Linked DNA regions of Homo sapiens: region 2 is linked to region 1. The links are chromatin loops, found by intact Hi-C in ENCODE. Cell type or tissue: heart left ventricle. All regions are shown on one strand. Links, peaks and the distances in the headings refer to the core of each region. The heading gives the core; the rest is flanking DNA. Region 1 overlaps RBM15-AS1 (RBM15 antisense RNA 1). Region 2 overlaps STRIP1 (striatin interacting protein 1).

Region 1 (5,370 bases), core at 111-5,110:
ATCTGGACCTTATATCCCTGCTGTCTAGTTTCTTCAAGAGGCCAGAGAGAACCTCCCTCAACTCCAGCCTACCAAGTGTCATTTATTTTAATGCAGTGTGCCCCCAGTCTTAGGAAATGGAATTCTTCATCTTCCAAGGCCTCTGGCTGAGACTGGAGACTTGTGCCTGCTCCACTGCTTGGCTGGATTAGATGCCCTAGAAAGATACTTTTAACTCAGAGAAACTGTGACTCCATGAAAGGGTCAGATCCCACCAAAAGTCATCCCAGTTCTCCATCAGTTTCTCTCTCCACTCCACCTCCCCCAGCCCATCCTCCGTCTGGGCTCCAGGGCTCTTTCCTTCTGTGTTCCCACAGGATGGTGCCTGCTTTTACCCACCCTCTAGACTTTGCCCCAGTCACCTCAAACAGCCGAGGGTCCAAATTTAGTAATAGAAATTCACTTCTCTAACCACTTTACAAAAACATTAACTCATAACTCACGGAAACCCAATGAAGTCGGTGCTGGTGGCACCTCCATTTTACAGATGATGAAACCGAGGAGAGGAGGGAGGTTGAATAACTTGGCCCAAGGTCACTTGCTGAAAAGTGGCAGAGCTAGGATTCACTGCCTCTGGTTCACTGCCTTGAAAGGAAGGAAAGTCTCCCCACTCCCACCACTGGGGAACTCTTCTTTAACTTTCTCCACAGTATCATTGGTCCGATAAATGAGAGGCAAGGAGAGAAACAAAGATGGATGTATGTATAAACTTAGGCAAGCATGGAGAGCCATGGTGATGTGGTTAAGTGTTAGTTCTTGAGCTGAATTGCACTGGTTAGTGTCCTGGATTTTGAATGTACTAACCCTGGAAAATAAAATTAGAATAATAATAAGTGTACATACATACCTTACAAAGTCATTTTGGACATGAAGTTAATAAATATTAAGCCCCTTAGAACAATGTCTGGCATATAGTAAGTGCTCAATACTTGTTATCTGCCTTTTTTTTTTCTTTTTACGTTCTCAAAAGGCAGAAGCAGCAATGCCTTTGTATAAAGAATGGTAGACTTGGAATCAGAAGATTGAGTCTGAGTACCACTTAGCTTTTGCTTCCTGTATGATCACCAGTGAAGCATTTTTCCTCTGTGAGGCCTTGCTGTTTTCATCCCTAAAATTGGGATGATGATACTTTTACACACTGAGATGGTGGCCTATGAAAGAGCTTTGTAAATTTGCAAGCTGTGGCCAAATAATTATCCCATTTTGTGATTTAGGACTTCTCCTAGAGTAGACAGAAAGTTGCCTTTCAGAAGGTCTTCAGACTCGCTTCTTGGCCTTTTGGCTAAGTTCAAGTGCAGAAAGTCTTCAGACTGAAAATACCTTCATCTTTTAGAATTCCACCACTGGAGAGTCATTGTCCGAGTCTTCCAGACTTACTAAGATAAATGGCAGGAAGTAGAGAGCCCAGTGTGTTTGCGGGGAGAGAAGAGAAGTCTCAGGAATATGACTGCCGTCTTCAAGGAGTTGAAAGGCTGTCACAGGGTGGCCTGGTCAGACTTCTGAGTGACCAACAGGTAAGAACTGGGTCTCTAAGTGGAAGTGTCAGGGCTGATTTAGTGTGAAAAAAGAAGAGCATTCTTTTGATTATAGCTCTCGGAAAGTGGAAAGGGCTACCTGATAGTGAGTGCCTGCCATTGGAGGCATTCAAACAGAGATTTGAGACCACTCCATGGGAATGTGGTAGAGGAAATGTAACGAGTCAGGTGGTGATGAAACTAGTTGACCTGGGCCTGGGAAGATCTAATTCATCCTAGAATGGCAGCACGCTGTGAGGGAGGGGAGCGCCTCTGAGGGAGCGGAGAGCTGGTTATGCAGGGACGCAGGAGGAAAGTATAGGGGGAGGCCTGCTGGGAACACAGGCCCAGCTCAGCAGAATTCACTCTTTTCCCAGAGTAGCTCCTGTCTCTTCGGCCACTTTAGGCCCTAAAGCCTAGAACTGTACATGATACACTCATTCATTCAGTTAATTCAGCAAATATTTACAGGCCTGAGAGTCAATTCCCACAGCGGACACAGTGTGGGATTGCCTGCCCTGGCAAGCCTCCTGCCTGGTGACCAGCAGAGGGCAGGAGAGACGTGCAGATGCCAAACCCTGCACAGCCCACTAGCCAAGTGAGCTTCCCTGCCGGGGAAACTGGGTCACTCAGTCCTGCCAAGCTGCAAACATTCCGAGGGTTGTGAGCATGTTGGGCCTCTCCGGCAAGGGCCTCTCCAGCAAGGACCTCTCCAGCAAGGGCTATGAGGCCCTAGATGTCACCTGGCAAGGCTGAGACCTCAGACCTCTGGACTGGCAAAGTCGCTCCCTCCTGCATGGGGAAGGAAGGAAGGATGAGGCTGATAACATGCGATGGCTCAGGGAGAAGGCTGAAGGGATCTCTTCCCAGCAAAGTGTTTCAAGTAACAGGGACAGCCCAGTCTACATGTCACAGAGGAGCCATGGGAGGCCAGGCCTGCCACGGTGGATGGGTGGGGCCGTTTGCTTCAGAGAATGCCTGGACTTCACTAAAGGAGTTTGAGGCTCTCCTTAGGCTGGGCTGAAACCCCCATTTGGAAGTGCATAAAAGGCTAACTCTCTGGATATGAATGGGTGAATGCCAAATCTGATACCTGAGTGGTTAGGAGGCAGGTTTGGAGTCAGATTTGCCTTTGTGTCCTGGTTTTCCATCTATATGTCATGGGACCTTGGGTAAGTCATTTTCAGACTTGATTTCCTTTTCTATAAACTGGTGGTGCTACTGTGAGTATTAAGTGGAATAATGAAGCAAGTGTGCAGATTGCGATTCTTTCTCCTTCCCAGCTCTCTCTCATCCTGGTCGGGGGACTGTGTGCTTGGGATAACAGTTGAAGCAGATGTTTTTTTGAGAATGGAAGCGAAGAGTGGATGCCCACCATGCTGTCAGTCTGGGCAGGGTGAACTCAACCTGAAGGAATGCTGTTCTGGGTAAAGCACGTGGAGCCACCTCTCCCCAGGCTTCTCTGGCCCCCATAGAGTCCTGCTGCAGAAAGATGCGCAGTGTATGAAGGCTCGCGTGGCCTCTTGAAGTCTGAGGGTTAAGAAATCAGGGAGGTGAAATAGGCCTGGAATGGGAGGAAACTGGAGGATGGAATGGGAAGGAGCCATTCCCCAAATTCCCATTCCATTTATGGACTCTGACGGTTAGAAGGGCCACTTGAACCTGCAAGCAAGGACCAGTTTATGCACTCTTCAAAATGTGTTTTCTCAACTAATCTAAGACATTGAAGCAAGGACTTTGTTGCCCATTCCTCTCCAGGAGGGATGGTGGGTGCTGATGCTGCTATGTAAAGGCTCTCAGCACCGTGCTCAATACTTGTTTGCTATTGATGAGGAAGGAATCTTGGACAAGTAATTTGAGTTCCCAGTTTTACTGATTAAAAAATAAATAGAACTGAGGCTCAGAGAACTGTGGAACCAGGAGAGGTAAAGTTCCTCTCATTTGCAATTGCTGCTAGAATCCTCATCTGTGACCATCTGGAGAAAGTGGCTCGATCCCTATGGTGAGCTGCTCAAATCTTGGAGTCTCTCTGCCTCCTTGGGGATTTCTCTTTGGATACATCCTCTCTACTAAACTCTAGCCACTGCTTGTGTTACCCAACCCCAGATGGGAGACAGACTGAGTTTTCCTCATTCCAGCCTATCCTTTAGGGCTCCAAGGAGCAGCAAGTGCTTCTCAGGTTGAGGGGTAATTCACCAGGTGTGTAGTGCTGGCAGCACAATGTGATAGAGCCAGTCACCTGCATTGCAATTCCAGCACCACCATGTACTGGCTGTGGGACCTTAGGCAAGATACTTGATATCTACAAGTCTCAGTGTCCCCATCTATAAAATAGGGACACTAATAGTATTTACCTTATAGCTCCTGTTCTTTCCAGTCCCTCTTAATCTGAAATTGGAAGGATGAATAAATTAAACAGCCATCTTCTTCCCTGGGAAAGCCAAAGAGCAACTCAAAAGGAAAGAATCGGAAGCTGGGCTTTGGAGTCTTCTTGTCCAGGCACTAGGAGCTGTTGGGTGGTGTAAATAGCCCTGGGCTGGGAGAGAGGACCATGGCCTAGCACATCTCTGCTATCAGATTGCTACCTTATCCACATTGCCAAGCCTCTTTGGGCCTTAGTATCCTCCTCTGGACAATGACAAGGTTGAGCTTGCTGACCATGGAGGTCCCTGTAGCCCTGCCCCTACTGAGATTCTCAGCCGCAGAGCTGGGCCCTCGTTCTTTGGGATTCAGCCCAGGCGTCACACAGTCACAGTGGCTGAAGAGGCAGCACTTTGCTGAGCTCTGGCCTACTTCCCAGAGAAGGTCACTCGGCCCCAGGGAAGCCCCTGGTTTGCTGGTTTGGATGCTGTGGAGGGCCAGGCAACAGGGACCTTAGCCTATTGGCATCTGGTTCCAGCCAAAGCTTTTCAGGGACGTGTGAGGGTAAGCAGCAGGGCTGGCAGAAGCAGTGAAAACCAGCCCGGAGCTTACGTTCTGTGGCCTTGCTTTGAAATCTACAACCTCAGCCACCTGGGAAATGATGAAGCTCTGAAAAGAAACACTGGTCAGGGGCCCAGGGGAAGTTTCCTCCTGAAAGGCCTGTGTGAGGATGGATTCCATGTGAGGGGGAAAGTATTGATAGAAGGAGGCTCTGCAAAGGAAAGCAAGCAGGGAAGGAGCAGGTCATTAAAGGATTCAGATGGGCTGGCTTGGAGGACTTTCTGAACTGTGAGAACTAGATGTGGTGTGGACTATAAACATGTGGGGGTAGGAAGTTGGAGAAGAAAGAACTCAGTGCCAGAGGGCTGCAAGATCTTCCAGGAGGTGCCTTAGAGCTGGCTGCTCTCGGCTCTCAGGCAGGGGATTGGTTGGATTTCCTTCCTCAGGCAGTGAACTCTCCTAGATACCGGACTCATTCATTTGACAGCTAATGCCTGGTTATAACTGACTCTGTAAAGTGTACTCCCATGTGTTGACTCATTGGATCTAATGACCACTGTCTGGAGTCAGTGGAGACTGGTATGATTATGATCATCCGTGTTTAGAGACAGAAAAGCAAGGGCCACTCAGAAGTGCCTCATGCAGGGTCACCCAGCTTCCAAGGCTTGGGGTTGAGATTTGAACCCATGTCTATCTATCTTCGAATCCTGTGTTTATTACATCAAGATGCCAACTCCCAGTGTCCTCCTATTACCTTGTAGCAAGGGTAGACAACATCCTCCTACCTTTATCACATGCAGACTGGCCAGATTTTGGTGGAAATGTAGACATTTTCAGGGAAAACCAGATGCTCTGGTTGCCTATCCCCACTGTGAGCAGGAAAATAGCTCAGTAT
Region 2 (5,370 bases), core at 85-5,084, 260 kb after region 1:
CTTGTCAGCCAGACATGTAGGTTCATTTCCACAATCTTACTCAGCCCATGCAATACGGCTATTATTAAACCAATTTTTACAGATGAGTCAACTGAGCCTTGGAAATTGACTAGCTCAAGGTCCCTCAGTGAGTAAATGTCAGAGCCCGAATTGAAAGTCAGGGCTGTCTCACTCCCAAAGGGTGCTCCTCCCTTGTTTTATAGCCAGCAGCCTGAGGCTGACTGTGCCAAGTGCCAAATGAATGTAACAACTATTCTCCTCTGAGAAGTCAGCTCTTTGAGGACAGACGGAAGCCAGCCTCCTGGGAAATGAGCCTAACAGGTATAGAAGGGGCAGCCAACACAAGAGTCCTCTGGGACCCAGAAGAGAAAAAAATTTAGGCTCAGGCTGAAAAGAAAAAAAGACGGCAGCAACAGCCAAGTTACCCTGAGGAGGGCATATTCAGGGAACATCAGAGGCTAGGCTAAGGCTAAGCTTAGGTGGTCCAGTTAGGACCTAAAGCAATGGACATTTACCATGAATCTTTCATGCCGGGGACGATGCTAGAGCAAATGTGAAGTGTTGGCTGTGGTGAATAAATGAGCAAATGAAGGCACTGGTGGTAAGTGCTGGGGTATGACAATGACTAATAGCAAAGGGTGTGAGGGAGTGAAAAAAATGCGTGCGCTGAGACAGAGGCCTGGATTTGAATCCTGGCTCTTGCCTTTATATGACCTTGGGCAAGTTCTTTATCCTTTCTGTGCCACAGTTTTCTCCTGTGCAAAATAGGGATTAAAATGGCATGTATCTTTCAGGATATCACAAGGAATATGTAAGATATTATACATCAAGTGGTTAGAACGCTGGCTGGCACATTGTAAGTACTCAGCATTTGCTGGCTTTGTAGAAAATAAGGCTTTGAGAAGCATCTAATATTGTGCCTGGTACCTACTTGGCAACCCATAAGTGGTAACTCTTACGATTAACAAGGGACAGCTCCCATCCTTAGAGTGATACTGCCTCAGGGTAATCTGTCCCTCGGTGGATTGAAGGAGCAGTGGACCCTGACCCTGCTTAGCAATAAACAACATTTTATGTAACTCAATCAAAGTACAAAGGGTCTTCATGTACTCTGCCCATTTCATGACCCATATGAGATTTAAAAAGCCACAAAAACTGTGTGGCTCCAAAAGACATTTCTGTACAAAGACCTGAGTTCAAATGGCCAACCTGCCACTAATACACTCTGTGGCTGTGAGAAGCCCCTTCCTCTCCCCAGGCTGGCTCCTGGGCCTACAGCTGAAAGGATTTGCCTGCCCAGGCTTTATGGCCCTTGCAGCTTTGATAGTCCTGCATTCTCTTTTGCAGGTCAGAGGAGAGACAGGCCTCGACCACGCAGTTTCAGTGACTCAGGCTTCATGGGAGAGTAAGAATGTGAAAAATCCATCTCTCCCTAATTGAAATCTCAAGATACATATTTCCTGTCAGTCCTGGAAAGAAATAGCAGAAAATCCATCATCCACACATAAATTGTGTCAATTCCCTTGTCCTGTACAAGTTACTTTGGGGCACAGGGCCCATCAGTCACAGATGGGACTTCCCATCTCACAGCTGTGTGACCATCAGGAGTACACTGCTGCCTTCCACCCCTGCTGTCCCTAACCATGCTGGCACATCAAAAGGCCTGTCCTGAGGCTCAGCAGGTCCCAGGCCAGGCAGGCATGAACACAAGACCCAAAGAAGGGGAGATGCTCCCCAGAACATGTTTCCTTTACAAGTCAAGACCCCTTGGAGATTTAACAACCTACAAAACAACTGCCTACAGGTAAAATAAGAGCTTCCAGGAATTCTAAAAAGGAAACACTCCTTTCACCAGCATCAAAACACTAATATCTTCTCAGGCAGATGAAACCAGGGGTCTGGAGGCCAAAGTGGAGGCGCCAGGTGTCCACTGACACCTACTACAAAGATTTTCCTTGCTTTTCTCTCAGCCACAGGGGGCTCCTGGGCCCTCCAACACTTTTTCCCACCGTGAACCTGACTCCTGATGGTCTGCTTCCTAGGCTCTGAGTACTGAAGTTTCCCCTCAGTCCCAACCACCTGCCCCAGGGAGGACCTAGAGCAGCAGACCCCCTTGCTTTGACCTAGCCCCTCCCTCCATAGCACTGACACTGGTTTGGCTGAGGCCAGCTCAGTGATGTGATCCAGAGAAACCTGGGGCTCCTACTGAAATTACAGCAAACCCAGGGGTGCAGGACAATGTGTCAGTAAAGTAACCTAGTGCCCTGGAGTTGGGCTAGAGCAATCCCAGATTACTGTGGGGTTAACTTACACTGGATAAATGCCAACTCTCTCTCCTCTTCCCCCAGGATGGGAAAGGCAGGCAGCTTGACAAGGACAAGCGTTGACCAGCAATGCTAGCAGAAAAAACCACTTTCTAGACCTGGAGGAGATACGTAGAGGCCATATTTCCTGTAGACAAGCCAACGGGAATTATTTTTGCTTCTTTTTAATGTAAACAGAATACACAATCACATTAAAAACCCCAACATGACACAGAATACACACAGAATTATATATAGATATTTACAGGCCCTCGAAAGCCAAAAGGAAAAATGGCCCCTCTGGTTAAGGGAAGCTTCTCTTCCTACCTTGTCCCTGTCCAAAATCAAAGTGCTGAGGCAGCTGAAGGAGCCTCCGCAATTACTTCTGGATATAATGTAGCAGGAGGCTGGAATAACATCAGAAACACCCCACCCCCACCCCAGAGCACAACCAAGATACCGACTTTCTGGCCCTGGCCCTAATCCTAAACTCTCCTCCTTTGCAAGCTGACAAAGCAAGGATTTGTATGTCTCGAGAGGCATCAGCATGACCCCTGAAATTCAGATGCACGGCGGAGGGGTTCCCATCCCATTCCAGCTTTCCCAGCCTTGGGCTGATTGTGAAATGAGCCAAAACCAACCATATCCAAGAGAGGAGGGTGGGGGAAGTAAAGGAAGAATGGATCTCAGGCAGAGATGACTGCTTCGGAGCAGGACCCTGGGAACCAAGGGGAGGTCAAGCTGGGCTCACCCAAGCCCAGGACAGACTGCGGAAGACACAGTGGGGCTGTGCTGCCACCTGGTGGGGGATGGGAGCACTGCAGCAATGAACTAGGACAGTCCCACAGGTACCTTCAGATCATCTTTTCTCTCCATTTCAGTCCCCTAACCAACAGCCTCACTGCAGCAGCTCTTCCCAGGAAATGGGCTTGGAGAAGACCTCCCTTTCTAACCAGAGGTCATAGTTCATCTGAAAGTCCTCAGGGAGGTCCACCCGTTGGCCCAGGACACTCTGCAGGCAGTTGTCCACTGGCAGGAAGTCAGGGTTGCTGTGGGCCCGGTCATAGCGCCGGGCGTTGAAGCGTTCAATGTTGGCACGAAGGGCACACTCCTCTGCCTGGAAGTCCCAAGGCCGGGCATCAAGATCTGAGACAAAGCAGGAAGAAACACCGTTAGGAGCCATGCCCTGTAGCAGCTCCCCATGGATTCACTGGCCAGGAATATTGAGTGTCAACTAAGAGCAGGATACCTCCGAGCTCATCCTCAGAAAGATGCCAGGAATTCCTTCCTAGATCCAAAGGAGAGTCAAGTACAAGCAGAAAAGCCAGAGGTACTGAGAAAGAGGCTTATACTGTAGGGATTATGTAGACCCAGAGAGGGAGAACCATGTGTACAACACATTTCTCTCAAAGTGGCATTCTCCCTGGCTCTCTGGGGTCAGAGGGAGGAACCTGGAGATCTTCTCCTTTGCTCATTCTCTCTCAACTCCCCAACCAGGTACCGTGTGCCACTGTGGGCCTGCACACATTCACAGGGCATTGAGAGTACAGACACAGTCATTCAGCCATGGTGGTATATTCCAGAAACGCAACAACGCAGCAACACGCACACACAGAGCAGCCCAGGTGGGCAGGGGAGACACACTGTGGGCGAAAGAAGAGTGCCTGCAGAGGCCTAGTAGTGGGAACCACACGGCTATGTTCAGGGACTGAGCACTCCCTGTGCCTGGAGCTCTGGGTATGATGGAGGCTGGACTGACAGCCCGTAACAAGGTTGAAAAGGAAGCTGGGTCAGATTACAGAGGAGGAGAATGAAAAAGGACGAGGGAGCCTCACATGCCCTGCCTGAGTCTGAATCTAATTCTAAGGGAAATAGGAAGCTAATGAAGGATTTTACTCAGGGAGGTAACAGCACAGGATCTGCATGTTGAAAAGATTCACTAGGGGGCCGGGCGCAGTGGCTCACGCTTGTAATCCCAACACTCTGGGAGGCCGAGGCTGGTGGATCGCTTGAACCCAGGAGTTCAAGAACCCCCTGAGAAGGCTGGGCACAGTGGATCATGCCTGTAATCCCAGCACTTTGGGAGGCCGAGGTGGGTGCATCTCTTGAGGCCAGGAACTCGAGGCCAGCCTGGCTAACACAGTGAAACCCCATCTCTACAAAAAATACAAAAATTAGCTGGACATGGTGGCGTGCAGCTGTAGTCCCAGCTACTTGGGAGGCTGAGGGGGGAGAATCGCTTAAACCTGGGGGGCAGAGGTTGCAGTGAGCTGAGACTGTGCCACTGCAATCCAGCCTGGGCGACAGAATCTCTGTCTCAAAAGAAAAAAAAGACCACCCTGGGAAACATGGTGAAACCCTGTCTCTATAAAAAAGATACAATTAGGTGGGCACAGTGGCATGTGCCTGTGGTTCCAGCTACTCAGGAGGCTAAGGCAGGAGGATAGTTTGAGCCCAGGAGGCAGATGTTGTGGTGAGCCAGGATCGCACTCTAGCCTGGGCAACAGAGCGAGACCCTATCTTTAAAAAACATCAAAGTAAAAAAGGATCACTAGGGAAATCTGAGACACTGATGGAGGGGAAGAAATTAGAGGCAGGGAAGTCAGTCAAGAGCTGTAAGAGTTTAGGTGGCCAAAATGGGGATGAAAAGAGGGGACACAGTCTTATGACAATTTCTAGAAAAGGAATGACTTGGAGGTACAAGGAGAGATGGGGATGATCGCAGATGCCAAGGCTGGGTAGCTTCTCAAAGTCCTTCCTAGAGTGCCCATCCTGATGCTACAAAAGCAGGAGCTGGGCTCCTTCCTGTTCCTTGGGGGGAAGCTCAGGGCAGAGAAGTACCTGAGTACCACGGGCAGGGAGTGAAAGATGTCACTTTTCCCGACACACTCCCACCCAAATCTGGCTGAGTGCAGAGTCTCACCATTGCCGTATGCCCAGTCGTCGTTCAGCCGATGCCGCACCTTCTGGTAGATGGCAGACATGGTCTTCATGTTGCTCTTTCGCCACTGCCGCCCCAAGTATTTGGTCTGTACCTTGAGCAGCTTCAGCACATAGAGCTGCATCA

What was found. Peaks named below come from ENCODE experiments on the same cell type or tissue, not always from the same donor. Only the 100,000 strongest peaks of a DNase experiment are listed, where the experiment ranks them.
Region 2: it touches region 1 in a loop (4-fold over the local background); 4 of 110 quality-filtered maps call a loop at or near these places.

Annotation. Positions count from the first base shown.
Region 1 is chr1:110,309,503-110,314,872 of GRCh38, reverse strand. The region is part of intron 2 of RBM15-AS1 (RBM15 antisense RNA 1); the gene reads left to right. Among named protein-coding and RNA genes, the nearest start is that of RBM15-AS1, 27 kb to the left of the region's middle. In heart left ventricle, for the core only: CTCF peaks have their summits at 1,882 and 2,081 (motif pointing right); DNase peaks (open chromatin) are centred at 2,112 and 4,282; H3K27ac peaks cover 307 bases.
Region 2 is chr1:110,051,744-110,057,113 of GRCh38, reverse strand. It overlaps STRIP1 (striatin interacting protein 1), which reads right to left. Exons shown (of 21, transcript NM_033088.4): 20 at 5,227-5,370; 21 at 2,473-3,449. The coding sequence ends at 3,202. Among named protein-coding and RNA genes, the nearest start is that of ALX3, 16 kb to the left of the region's middle. In heart left ventricle, for the core only: a CTCF peak has its summit at 3,110 (motif pointing left); a DNase peak (open chromatin) is centred at 3,083.